Regions from separate parts of the Homo sapiens genome. Here all the other regions are linked to region 1. Evidence: chromatin contacts called from ENCODE Hi-C or POLR2A ChIA-PET data. All regions are on one chromosome and are shown on one strand. The core of a region is the stretch at or near the end of the contact, and the rest is flanking DNA. Distances in the headings are between cores, read along the strand shown. Region 1 holds the start of ITGB1 (integrin subunit beta 1). Region 2 has its middle 18 kb from the start of LINC02644. Region 3 holds the start of MAP3K8 (mitogen-activated protein kinase kinase kinase 8).

Region 1 (3,456 bases), core at 116-2,615:
TGTTGAGTTCTAATGGCAGTTTGACCATTGAGATATTAATATAGGAACATCATTTAGCCTCTTAAGCTTGAACATCCATTAAGTGGGAAAAATAGTGCTCATTTCCTAGAGGTCTTCAGATTGGCTAATCAAGTTTTGATTTTGCTGGTAAGTAATGAGCAAATTTTCTTAGATGTGATCGCTTCATTTTCTCTTATATTGATTGGCAGCAGCCAAATGGGCATTCCAGTCCCTAATCTCCTGCAAGAGAAACACTTCTATTTCATAAATCTGGTAATTTTTGAGCTCTTTTCCCAACAGGGTGCTGCAGCTCACCAAGCGGAACCCACAGCATTTTCTGCTACCAGGATAGCAGCTTGCCAGTAGCATATACTAAATTACTGGGTTTCAGTATGATTTTGGCTGGTACAGACTTCAATCATCGAATCGACATGCGTTCAGCCATTCTCATAATGAATGTTTCCTTCTCTTTCAAACGTTGTTTCCAGCCCCAATCTCCAAATTTTTTTTTTTTAAGAGGTGAAACAGAAACTGTACTCCTTAGGAAGAAACTTTTCCTTCTCATCCCTGTTCCCCATAAAGGTACCTCCAGATAAATCTATCAAAAGCAGGACGCAACTCACCAGGTTTTCTAAAACGTTCCCCAGTCTCACCACCCTTCGTGACACCCATGGGTTTCCCAATTCTTCACCTTTCTCTTAGACACAGGCAAGCACATTATCACTCCAGAAAAGCAGTCCTGGCTTAGCCAGTTCCCTTCCAGAAGGACCACGTGGTTTTTGGCCCCATGGAGCCCTGCAGGGTAGGGGGGCTCACGGTCCCGATTTGCCTCGGGACTCAGGGGGCTTCCGAGATGCAGGATCTCCCGGGCTCGAAACGGGACATCAGTGGACAAACGGGAGCGAGGGTCGAACGCGCGGCTCCGAGGAAGAGGAACTTAAAGAACACGGGCCCAGCAGGCTACACCAGGAACGCGCGGGGCTCTAGGGCGCGTCCGACTCCTCCCGCCCTTCGCAGAGGAGGAAACTGAGGCACGGCGACTGTCTCAACGCAGTCCCGGCCCTGCCCCCCGCGGCCTCCCTCAGGCGCGCTCCCGCGCAGCCGGTTCCTTTGTCCCGGTCGCACTTCCTGCCCCATCCTCCGCCTCCTCCTAGCCCCGGGCCGGGCTGACGCGGCGGGAGAGGAATGCGTTTCCGGAGGGAGAGGGCGGCGGCGGCCTCGGGAGCGGGATCAGACGCGCAGAGGAGGCGGGGCCGCGGCTGGTTTCCTGCCGGGGGGCGGCTCTGGGCCGCCGAGTCCCCTCCTCCCGCCCCTGAGGAGGAGGAGCCGCCGCCACCCGCCGCGCCCGACACCCGGGAGGCCCCGCCAGCCCGCGGGAGAGGCCCAGCGGGAGTCGCGGAACAGCAGGCCCGAGCCCACCGCGCCGGGCCCCGGACGCCGCGCGGAAAAGGTAGGGGCCGGCGGGCCTCGGGTGTGGGAGCGCGGGCCGCGGCCTCCGGTCTCCTGTGCGCGGCAGCACTTAAAGCCGCCGGCCGGGCCGCGCCGGGACCTTTGTGCCGGGCGTGGGGGTGGGGGCGGGGGCGGGGGCGGGGGCGGCCGCCAGCGGTTGGGGGCTGGGGCAGGATTCCAGGCTAGTCCAGGAGGAAGTCCGCACGCCGCCACCCGCCTCGGGTCCCCGGCGCTGGCAGCCCCCGGGCGCAGAGCCAGCCCAGCCGCGTTCCGAACGTGAGGGTCGCCGGCCTGGGCGCTGTCACGTCGGGGCTGCCGGAGCTGCGGGGGACCGGGCCCGAACGGCCCCTGACACCTGCGGTCTCCCGCCGGGCTGGGCAAGCGCAGGTGGGAGCCAGCGAGGCCACCCGGGGCTCGGCGTTTGGGACTCGGCGCTCCCCTGGACGGGTCCGGTGCCTTTGTCTCTCGCTCCCTCGCGAGCTGCTGTCCTTGGAGCAGCGTCGAGCCAGCCGTCGGCGCCCGCGACGGGGACTGGTCTCCTCCGGCTGCCAGGAGGCGGCCCTGGGGCCAGCGCCGCGGGCGGGGGCGGCGGGAGCCGGGTAGAAGTTGGCTTAGTGGAGCCGCTGGGGACCGGGGGTGCGGTGGCGGCAGTGCAGTCCACTTCCCCGTGTTTATAAACGTCAAGAGTCGCCGGTCCCTGCCGGGCACCCCGGGACCAGGACGCATGGCCATGGCCAGCTTGTGCTCAGACCCGGTCCGCGAGCCTGAGAGCCCGGCCTGTGTCTAGTATCATTTTACCGCGTGTCATTTCTTAGGCTTCATAAATTGGATTTATGAGACTCCTACTCTCTAAGTAACTTTTATTTAATCAAATTCGTGCTTTTGAGTCCAAAACTTTGCACTCATTGGTATGATCATTAGTAAGTTGCATTCTCTAAGCTTCCGTTTCCTCATCTGTGAAATAGGAACAGTAATATCTACATTAATAATTCATTTTTATAATAATGACAGTGAGGGCCAAGTTTAGCTCTAGGCATTTTACATGTATTATTTAATTCTGGAACCGCTCTAATGAGATTGGTACTGTTTCGATTCCCATTTTCCGAGTGAAGAAACTGAGGCACAGGGAGCAAAAGTAAGTTGCCTGTGGTCATCAGGAGCTCCTGGAGAAGGCATGGGGTCTAGTTCCAGAGTCCGCGTTTAAACCACAAGTAACCTTCCTAACTATAGTTCTGAAAATCAAATGCAAAATGTAAAAAACTTAGCTTGAGAGTAGATGCTCAATGAGTATTGACTCCTTTTCAGCCCTTCTTTTATAGTAAAAAGATGTTAAAAATATCTCGGAAGATAATTGGTAACATCATTGGTAAGGTTTCTTTGGGCCAACATGCCACATGGTTAACTTAGGTGGGTAGAATTACTAGGTTATTTCGTTTTGTTTTGAGACAGGGTCTCTGTTGCCCAGGCTGGAGTGCAGAAGAGCCATCACAGCTCACTGCAGCCTCAACCTCCGAGGCTTAAGTTACTTTTCCACCTCAGCCTCTTGAGTAGCTGGGACTACAGGCGCCTGCCACCGTGCCCGGCTAATTTTTTTATTTTTTGTAGAGACAGGATTTCACTATGCTGCCCAGGCTGGCCTCAAACTCCTGGGCTCAAGCTGTCCTCTCTCACCGAGCTCCCAAAGTGCTGGGATTACAGGCGTGAGCCCCTGAACCTGGCCCTTAGGTTTTTTTATTTTTTTTTTTTTAATTGTAGTTTTAATGCTACAAAAATAACATGCTAGAGGAATTTAGATTAGACACCTTTCTTAAACCACATACGTCCTTTACGATAGGTTATACAGTAGACCAATTTTAGAAATGATTAAGGAACTTCAGTTGGCAGTTACCTGTTCATTTGTGGACATCAAGGCCCAGAGGGGTTAGGACTTAGAGTCTCACTATAATTCTCATATTTTTAAATAATGTTGACTCATTGATCAATATTATATAAGTGACTGAAGATGGT
Region 2 (3,525 bases), core at 987-3,486, 2.3 Mb after region 1:
CCCGGAGGAGCCTGGCTCAGCATCCCTGAGCACCTCAAGCAGCTGTCTCCTGACCCTGGTGGGGCACGAGCAACCCTACCCTGCAGGCACTGGGCCAGGACATTGACCCTAGCAGGCCGGCCAGCATTGGCCAAGTGGAGGCTGTACCACCTGTGCAGCTGCTGCTTTTGCTGACCCTCTCCCAGAAGTGCACCCTGAGCTCTGACTCAGTCCTGTTTGCAGGTGTGGCCCTTGTGCGCACAAGTGATAGGGGAGCCGGACTAGTGTCACCAAGGGGCCAGAGCTTCCGCGTTGGCTACGGAGTGACTGCAAGTGCCATGGGGCTGTGCTTCCCCCCTGCTGGAGGGATGGTCTGGAATCTGAACGCTCCCTGCTCTATCTTAATTCTCCAAAGCTGGACTTTTTCAAAGTTATAAGTCTGCTGGAAAGAAAGAAAGAGAGAGAGAGAGAGAGAGAGAAAAGAAAAGAAAAGAAAAGAAAAGAAAAGAAAAGAAAAGAAAAGAAAAGAAAAAGAAAGAAAGAAAGAAAGAAAGAAAGAAAGAGAAAGAAAGAGAGGAGGGAGGGAGAGAGAGAGGGAGGGAGAGAGGGAGGGAGGGAAGAAAGGAAGGAAAGAAGAAAGAAAGAAAAGAAGGAAAGAAAGAAGTGAAGAAAGAAAGTGCCTGGGCAACATAGTGAGACCCTGTCAAGGAAGGGAAGGGAAGGGGAGGGGAGCGGAGGGGAGGGGAAGAGGGAGGAAAGGGAGTTCCTCCCACTGGGGGTCCTTGTCTGACACCCCACTACTCCCTGGAAGGAGAGGCTGGAGCTGCCTGGGCCCTGGAAGATCCCCTTCCTGCTGTTTAAGAAGCCCCTGAAGTTTGGTGTGTTCAGCGGCCCAACCTCAAGTCGCCTTGCTGCTGGTTCAACCCTGACCTGCTCCACAGTCTGGTGACTGGGATCTTCGGCCCCTCCTTGTAGCCAAACTCACGGCTCTCCACATCCTGTGCTGGAGCCCCACTCTGACTCCCTGCATGCAGGGTGGGTTAGCAGCACAGTTGGGTTTGAAAAGAGGCAGGCCTGGATGTGAGTGTCCCGCTCCACTCCCTGCTAGCTTGTGGCTTCAGGCAGGTTCCTTGATCTTAAGGTCCTGTTCCTCATCTGAGAAATTAGCATCACAACAGAACAAGTCTCAGGAAACCCAGGAGGCACTCAGCTAGAGGCAGGGTAAAGCCCCCAGCATCGTGCCCTGAGGGGGCAGGGGGACCTCTGGGCCACAGCCCGGCTCTGCACAGCACACAGCCCCACTGGCCGTGTGCTCAGTGAGACCCGCCTGCTGGGTGTTCCTGCACTTGCTTTACATCATGGATAACTGTCTTGGAGACAGGGTCTGAAATCTTTACTTGGTCCCTACAGAAAGTGTCTCCCATAGAGTAGATGCTCAGGAAATGGTGTCAGTTGATGAAACAGATGCATTTTGTATAAATCAGGAAAGAAATCACGTGGTTCCAAGCCTGCAGTTTTCTGATCAGCAAACAGCTGCCTGTGCTTCCTGTGGCCCCGGGGGCAGGTGCACCCGCACAGCAAGGAGGCTGAAAAGAGGTGAAAAAACTCCCTTCTGAATTGAAATCACAGACCTGTGACCTGCATGCTCTCCTAAATGGGAAGGGGTGAGGAGCGCTGTGGGAAAGGCTCCTCCTTGGCAAGGAAAGGGATGATTTCTCCGGAGTTCACCGGACTCCCCCTTTCCCCAGCGCCAAGCATCCGGGTGAGTGTTTTGCAATGGGGTCTGTCACCATCAGGAACCGAGGAGAGTTTAGACTCTGCATTTACTACACCAGACCCACAAAGCACCACCTGTGCTCTCAGTCTCAGGAGAAACAGCCTCTTTCACTTTTCAAATCAATCTTCTGTGCATGTATTTACTATAATGTTACAGCACCATTGGTTCCAGCTTTAAATCACGAAGATATGCTCTACTTAACGACTTTAGTTGAAGCAGCACACAGCCACATGGGAAATACCATTTAGAGGCCAATCATCTCTTTCCCAGAAAATCTCTGGGGACAGGGGCAGGGGAGGGAGAGAGGGAGCTGAGAAGCCTTGATGTGCAAGTTCAATTTCTACAGGTGAACACCAGCGGCCTCGGCAATGCTAGGTTGTTAGGAATTCGGCCTTACTTCTTTTCATCTCTGTGGTTTACTAACTGGCTCTCAAAGGCGTATGACTGCGGTGCCCCACTGCACGCACGCAGCAGAGGGCATGACAGGGTTCATTGGAGAAGCTGGCTCCCGCAGGGCTGCTGGGCTGACCTCTTTCAGCTGGAGAAAGCCATAAGCGCTCACTAACCTGCCGTGCTCACCATGAACTTCCACTTGACCACATAGGCATCCCCCTCGTGGAACTGCCCGATGCTTTGTTTGGGGAGCCTGCTATAGTCAAATTCCAGGATGTACCAGACATCCACGGAGACACTGGTGATCTCAAACTGCCTCCTGTGGTGTCCTTCCACCAGGCCACAGCCACAGCCAATGTTCACCCTGTCCAGGATGGCACCTGCTGTCGTCTGGGGCACGGACACCATCCGTGTCACGTTGTTCCGCTTGACATCGGCCCTGGAGTCTTCCTATAGGGGAACATGAAGACATCGGTTCAGTTGCCTGTTTCCGCAGCTATTCCTTGTCACACTCAACGCTGCTTCAGCTGTTCATGGGACAGCATAAAAATACACCTTCCACACTCTGTCTCAGGATGTTTAACTGCAGTCAGGGAAAGGCTGCATTTTCAGAAAGACTCTGGCAGGTCTGAACACCCATTGGCCACACTGGTGCATGGGGTGCCTGAAAACAGGTGCAAACCCGACTCTTCACCTCCCAGAGTCAGATTAGAATTGGAGGCCAGTCTGCTGTTCTATTAGTGAATCCTGGGAAGGCCTCTTAGCTTTAAGGGGTGTGTGTGTGTGTGTGTGTATGTGTGTCCATTTTTTTTAATTAAAAAAGTATTTTAGTTGACACATTATTATGGATATGATTTGATGTGTTGATAAATGCATCTGTTTCATGGGGAAGGGGGTGTGGGAAGGAGACGGGACAGGGAGGATAGGGAGATGTTGGCCAACAGGTACAAAATGACAATCAGAGAGGAGGAATGAGCTCTGGTTTTCTCCTGCACAGTGGGGTGACTGTTTTCCAATACTGTATTGCATATTTCAAAATAGCTAGAAGAGAAGATTTGAATGTTCTCACCACAAAGAAATGATACATCTGGGGTGACAGCCATGCGAACTATCCTGATTTGATCATTTTACATCAAGGCCACTTTTGTTGGGACCCGAACCAAGCCCTGAGGTTTGAGACTTGGTCACTGGAATACCTTGTGCTGGGCAAGTTCCCCGGGGTTCTTCTCATTTGGTCTTTTCAGTTCTGTCCAATCCAGAAACTTTTCTTTGAACAAAATCGTCTCATTGTGTTCAGTAAGTCTCCCAAATATCGCCCAGTCGGGCCGCCCCTGTCCTTTTCTGTAGGGTGGGAAGGGGGTTGGGAGAACAGACAG
Region 3 (3,393 bases), core at 218-2,717, 2.5 Mb after region 1:
AACCCGGGAGGTGGAGGTTGCAGTGAGCCGAGATCGCGCCATTGCGCTCCAGCCTGGGCGACAAGAGTGAAACCCCCTCTCAAAAAAAATTTAAAAATTATATATACATATATACATATGTGTGCCAAAATAGTACATTCTCCCTCAGGGCACATTTCTGACTATGTTTTTGCTCTCAAAAAGCCCCGGATTATGCGTTTCAGGCGTATGGAAGGAAGGACCGACACTCTGCTTCAAAACCTCTACATGCCTCAACGTTCCCATTTGCTTTACACGACAAAGTCCTCATGGGCCGTATGCCAGACGTCCTGCACACAAACCTCAATCCGTCGCAGAGAGCTGGGGGCGTCAGCTGGAAGTGGATTACACTCTCCTTGGCACAAACGACTCAGGCCACAGGTATGTAAAGCAACTGCAAGAGCCTTTCTGTCCCTGTTTTTTATCAAGAGCAGCCTTTAATCTTGTCTTCCCAAAAGTGAAATAGACAAGCATCGCAACGTTTCTCTCTTACAGGCAGCCGGTGGCCTTCCCCTGTTAACTATGGAGACAATCCCTAGGCGTCCTTCTCCGCCCAGAGCTAGAAAAATTTCAGAGTCCTGATCATGCACTATCGCTCGAAAACAACTTCCGTGAAAATAACTTTTTTTTTCTCCTAGTATTCTTTCTTAGACCAAAAGCCCAGCCTTCGTGTTCTGCTATGACCTCTTTAGTCATGGGATAGAGTCCGGGTTACAAACTTGAATTTAGTTCCAGCCATTCACAAGTCTCTGGGCTCCGCCAACCCACACTCCCACTCCTTTCCTCCTGGTTCTCTAAGTCAAGGGAGCCTAAAAGGCTTATAAATTATCAAAGCACCCAGCATTTGGGAGGATCGGGTCCTCCAGCCTCCGAGCTGCACTCACCGGGTCTCGGGCAGGGAGAGTGCGGCCGTCCAGGCGGCGTCGGCAGCGGGAGGCGCAGTGACAGCGGGTCCCCGCTTCCCCGCGCACTGCCCAGACCAGCACTGCCCTGGCGCTGCGGATACGGGAAGGAGGAGGAAGGGGGAGGAGTCGCGAGTCTGCACCCCGTGAGACCCTTGCGCAAGGTGCTTTCCAGCTGTGCCTGGTGCAGCCGGCGACCCGCGAGCGCAGCTGTGGGCACGCCCCCACCTCTTCCCACGCCAGAGTTTTCCCCTCTGCTGGGGGCACCCTCCATTTCTGCATGGGAATCCCCGGGGCACCCAGGCGGGACGCGACCCGAAAGACACGCCGGAGACCCCCAACCCTGGATTACCTGCGGCCTTGGCGCTCCCACGCCGGCCGAGCGCTCCAGCCGCGGCCCCCCGAAGGTTCGGTGCGATGCTGGCTGCAGGCCTGTGGGAGCCGAGCACGCCGGGCCACTGGGATCCGGCGGCGGCAGCGGCAGAAGCAGGAACCAGGGCGCCGGACCCCAGAGCGTGGCGCGCAGTCCAGAGCGGAGCGGACGAGTGAGACCCGCGTCGCCCGCACGCTCAGACCGCCCTGCTCTGCCCCTGACTCACGGCGTCTGAGCCTGCCCAGGGGCGGCGCAGCGGACGCCAGCCACCGCCTCCCCGACTTTTCCATTTCCCCTTTCTCTCCGTAAACAGAAAGAGACTGCCCGGTTGCAGGGTAAGCCAGAGCCCCCGCGCTGGGAAATTCCGCGTCTCCCCCCCACCCGCCACCCCGCCGCCCCTCATTTGCCCTCTGGGCGCCCGGGCGGAGCTGGAGGCGGGACTAGGGAGGAGCAGAGCGGCGCGCAGGGAGGAGCGCGGGACGTGAGCTGCGGCCCGAATCGAGAGCCTGGGACGGGGACGAGTTTTCCCCCGGGCCTGGTGACCCAAGGCGTCTTAGTGGCGGAGTTGCAAGAGGTGGTTGTGCCCTTCCCGGTCCCCAGGGAAGGTCGTATATCTTAGTGTACTCGCGCCCTCGGCGCTTCTCTGGAGTCCCAGGGTCCGGCGGGAGGGCACGCTCCCGGGGGGCGGCGGGGAGGGCAGTCACCAGACCTTTTTCCGCGCGCCCCACGCTCTGGGGTGGGGACAGAGGCGCCGTGTGCCCTCCCAGCAGTGCTGCGGGAAGCCGGGGAAGCTTCGGGGCTTCTTGGAACCGCGACTGTGGGTCCGATTGCTAGTAGCACGGCCCCGCCTCGCCCAGATTTCGCTTCAAATTCACACACAAAGAGGGCAGTGACCCGTGGTGCGCACGCACACATTCCAACTTAGAGATTTCCAAGAGGCTGCGGCAGGGTGGGCCCGGAACCTGGTTGTTGGGCGCTCGGCTGGGAGCCTGTGCACTCCGCCAGCAGAACCTGGTTTTCTTCTCTGCAGTCTTTATTAAAATTGGTTATTTTGCGGCACCGCCTCATTAGGAAGCGTACTTGTACTATCTCCCCGCTCCCGCCTACCGCTAACCCTCAGTCCTAGCTGCTCATCTGGGGTTTTCCTTCTAGAGTGTCAAGCTTTTACTCCAGGTGTAACCGGAAGAGAGTTCTAGAGAAAAGCGCCACTCTCCCGAAATCCACTCTGCGGGACATTCCCAATGCCCCGCCACCCCCTCCCCCTACATTTCCCACGTATCAAGCACCCACTAGGAACCAGGCATTCGGCTAGAGCGCGGAGAGCTAGGAGCCATGTAAGGTCGACATCCTCTCTCTCTCTCTCTCTCTCTCTCTCTCTCCCCCCCCACCTACGGCCCAGGAGGTGGGGTGTCCCAGGCACAACCCAGATTCAAACGCGGTCACACTCCAAGTCCACGCCCTATTCTTCCCAGTGCCCAGGTCCGTGCTCCCTCTGCAGTTTCTAGATTGCCTCCGCGCGGTTGCGCACGCCTGTAATCCCAGCGCTTTGGAGGCCGAGGCGGGAGGATCACTTGAGGTCAGGAGTTGGAGACCAGCCTGGGCAACATAGCTACCCCGTCTCTACAAAAAATCTAAAAATTAGCCAGGCATGGTGGCTCACGCGTGTCATCCTAGCTCCTCGGAAGCTGAGGTAGGGGGATCCCTTGAGCCCAGCAGTTCGAGTCTGCCGTGAGCTATGATTGCGCCATGGCACTCCAGCCTGGGCGACAGAGCGAGGCCTTGTCTCAAATTTAAAAAATAAAATAAAACAAAAAAATTTTTGAGACTGAGTTTCGTTCTTGTTGCCCAGGCTGGGGTGCAATGGAGCGATCTGGGCTCACCACAACCTCCGCCTCCCTGGTTCAAGCGATTCTCCTGCCTCAGCCTCCCGAGTAGCTGGGATTACAGGCATGCGCCACCACGCCCGGCTAATTTTGTATTTTTAGTAGAGATGGGGTTTCTCCATGTTGGTCAGGCTGGTCTCAAACTCCCGATATCAGGTGATTCGTCCGCCTCAGCCTCCCAAAGGGCTGGGATTACAGGCGTGAGCCACCGCGGCCA

What was found. A loop is a pair of places that touch in the nucleus more often than their neighbours do. ChIA-PET counts read pairs that join two places held with the same protein, here RNA polymerase II (POLR2A). Pooled maps may share reads with other maps.
Region 2: a map of OCI-LY7 shows a loop between it and region 1 (14-fold over the local background). The contact joins the enhancer-like site here to the promoter of ITGB1 in region 1. A Hi-C loop is called at or near these places in 1 of 168 maps with a recorded cell type or tissue (OCI-LY7) and 8 of 50 pooled maps. POLR2A ChIA-PET finds 5 or more read pairs at or near these places in 1 of 52 experiments (OCI-LY7).
Region 3: a map with no recorded cell type shows a loop between it and region 1 (5-fold over the local background). The contact joins the promoter of MAP3K8 here to the promoter of ITGB1 in region 1. A Hi-C loop is called at or near these places in 1 of 168 maps with a recorded cell type or tissue (heart right ventricle), 1 of 37 single-sample maps with no recorded cell type and 10 of 50 pooled maps.

What each region holds. Positions count from the first base shown.
Region 1 is chr10:32,956,139-32,959,594 of GRCh38, reverse strand. ITGB1 (integrin subunit beta 1) reads left to right here and starts at 1,365. Exons shown (of 16, transcript NM_002211.4): 1 at 1,365-1,450. RefSeq lists an enhancer at 793-842 and silencers at 1,013-1,592, 1,663-2,112, 2,506-2,667.
Region 2 is chr10:30,703,487-30,707,011 of GRCh38, reverse strand. It overlaps the pseudogene SVIL2P. Among named protein-coding and RNA genes, the nearest start is that of LINC02644, 18 kb to the left of the region's middle. RefSeq lists enhancers at 1,317-1,366, 1,247-1,770, 1,887-1,946. Within about 2 kb of position 2,236, at least 6 of the 41 ENCODE cell types and tissues checked have a DNase peak (open chromatin) inside an H3K27ac peak, as active enhancers do; they include OCI-LY7, where a contact is called at or near this core.
Region 3 is chr10:30,432,258-30,435,650 of GRCh38, reverse strand. MAP3K8 (mitogen-activated protein kinase kinase kinase 8) reads right to left here and starts at 1,467. Exons shown (of 9, transcript NM_005204.4): 1 at 1,273-1,467. RefSeq lists enhancers at 1-503, 628-677, 968-1,067, 1,788-1,927, 2,599-3,393 and a silencer at 1,508-1,747.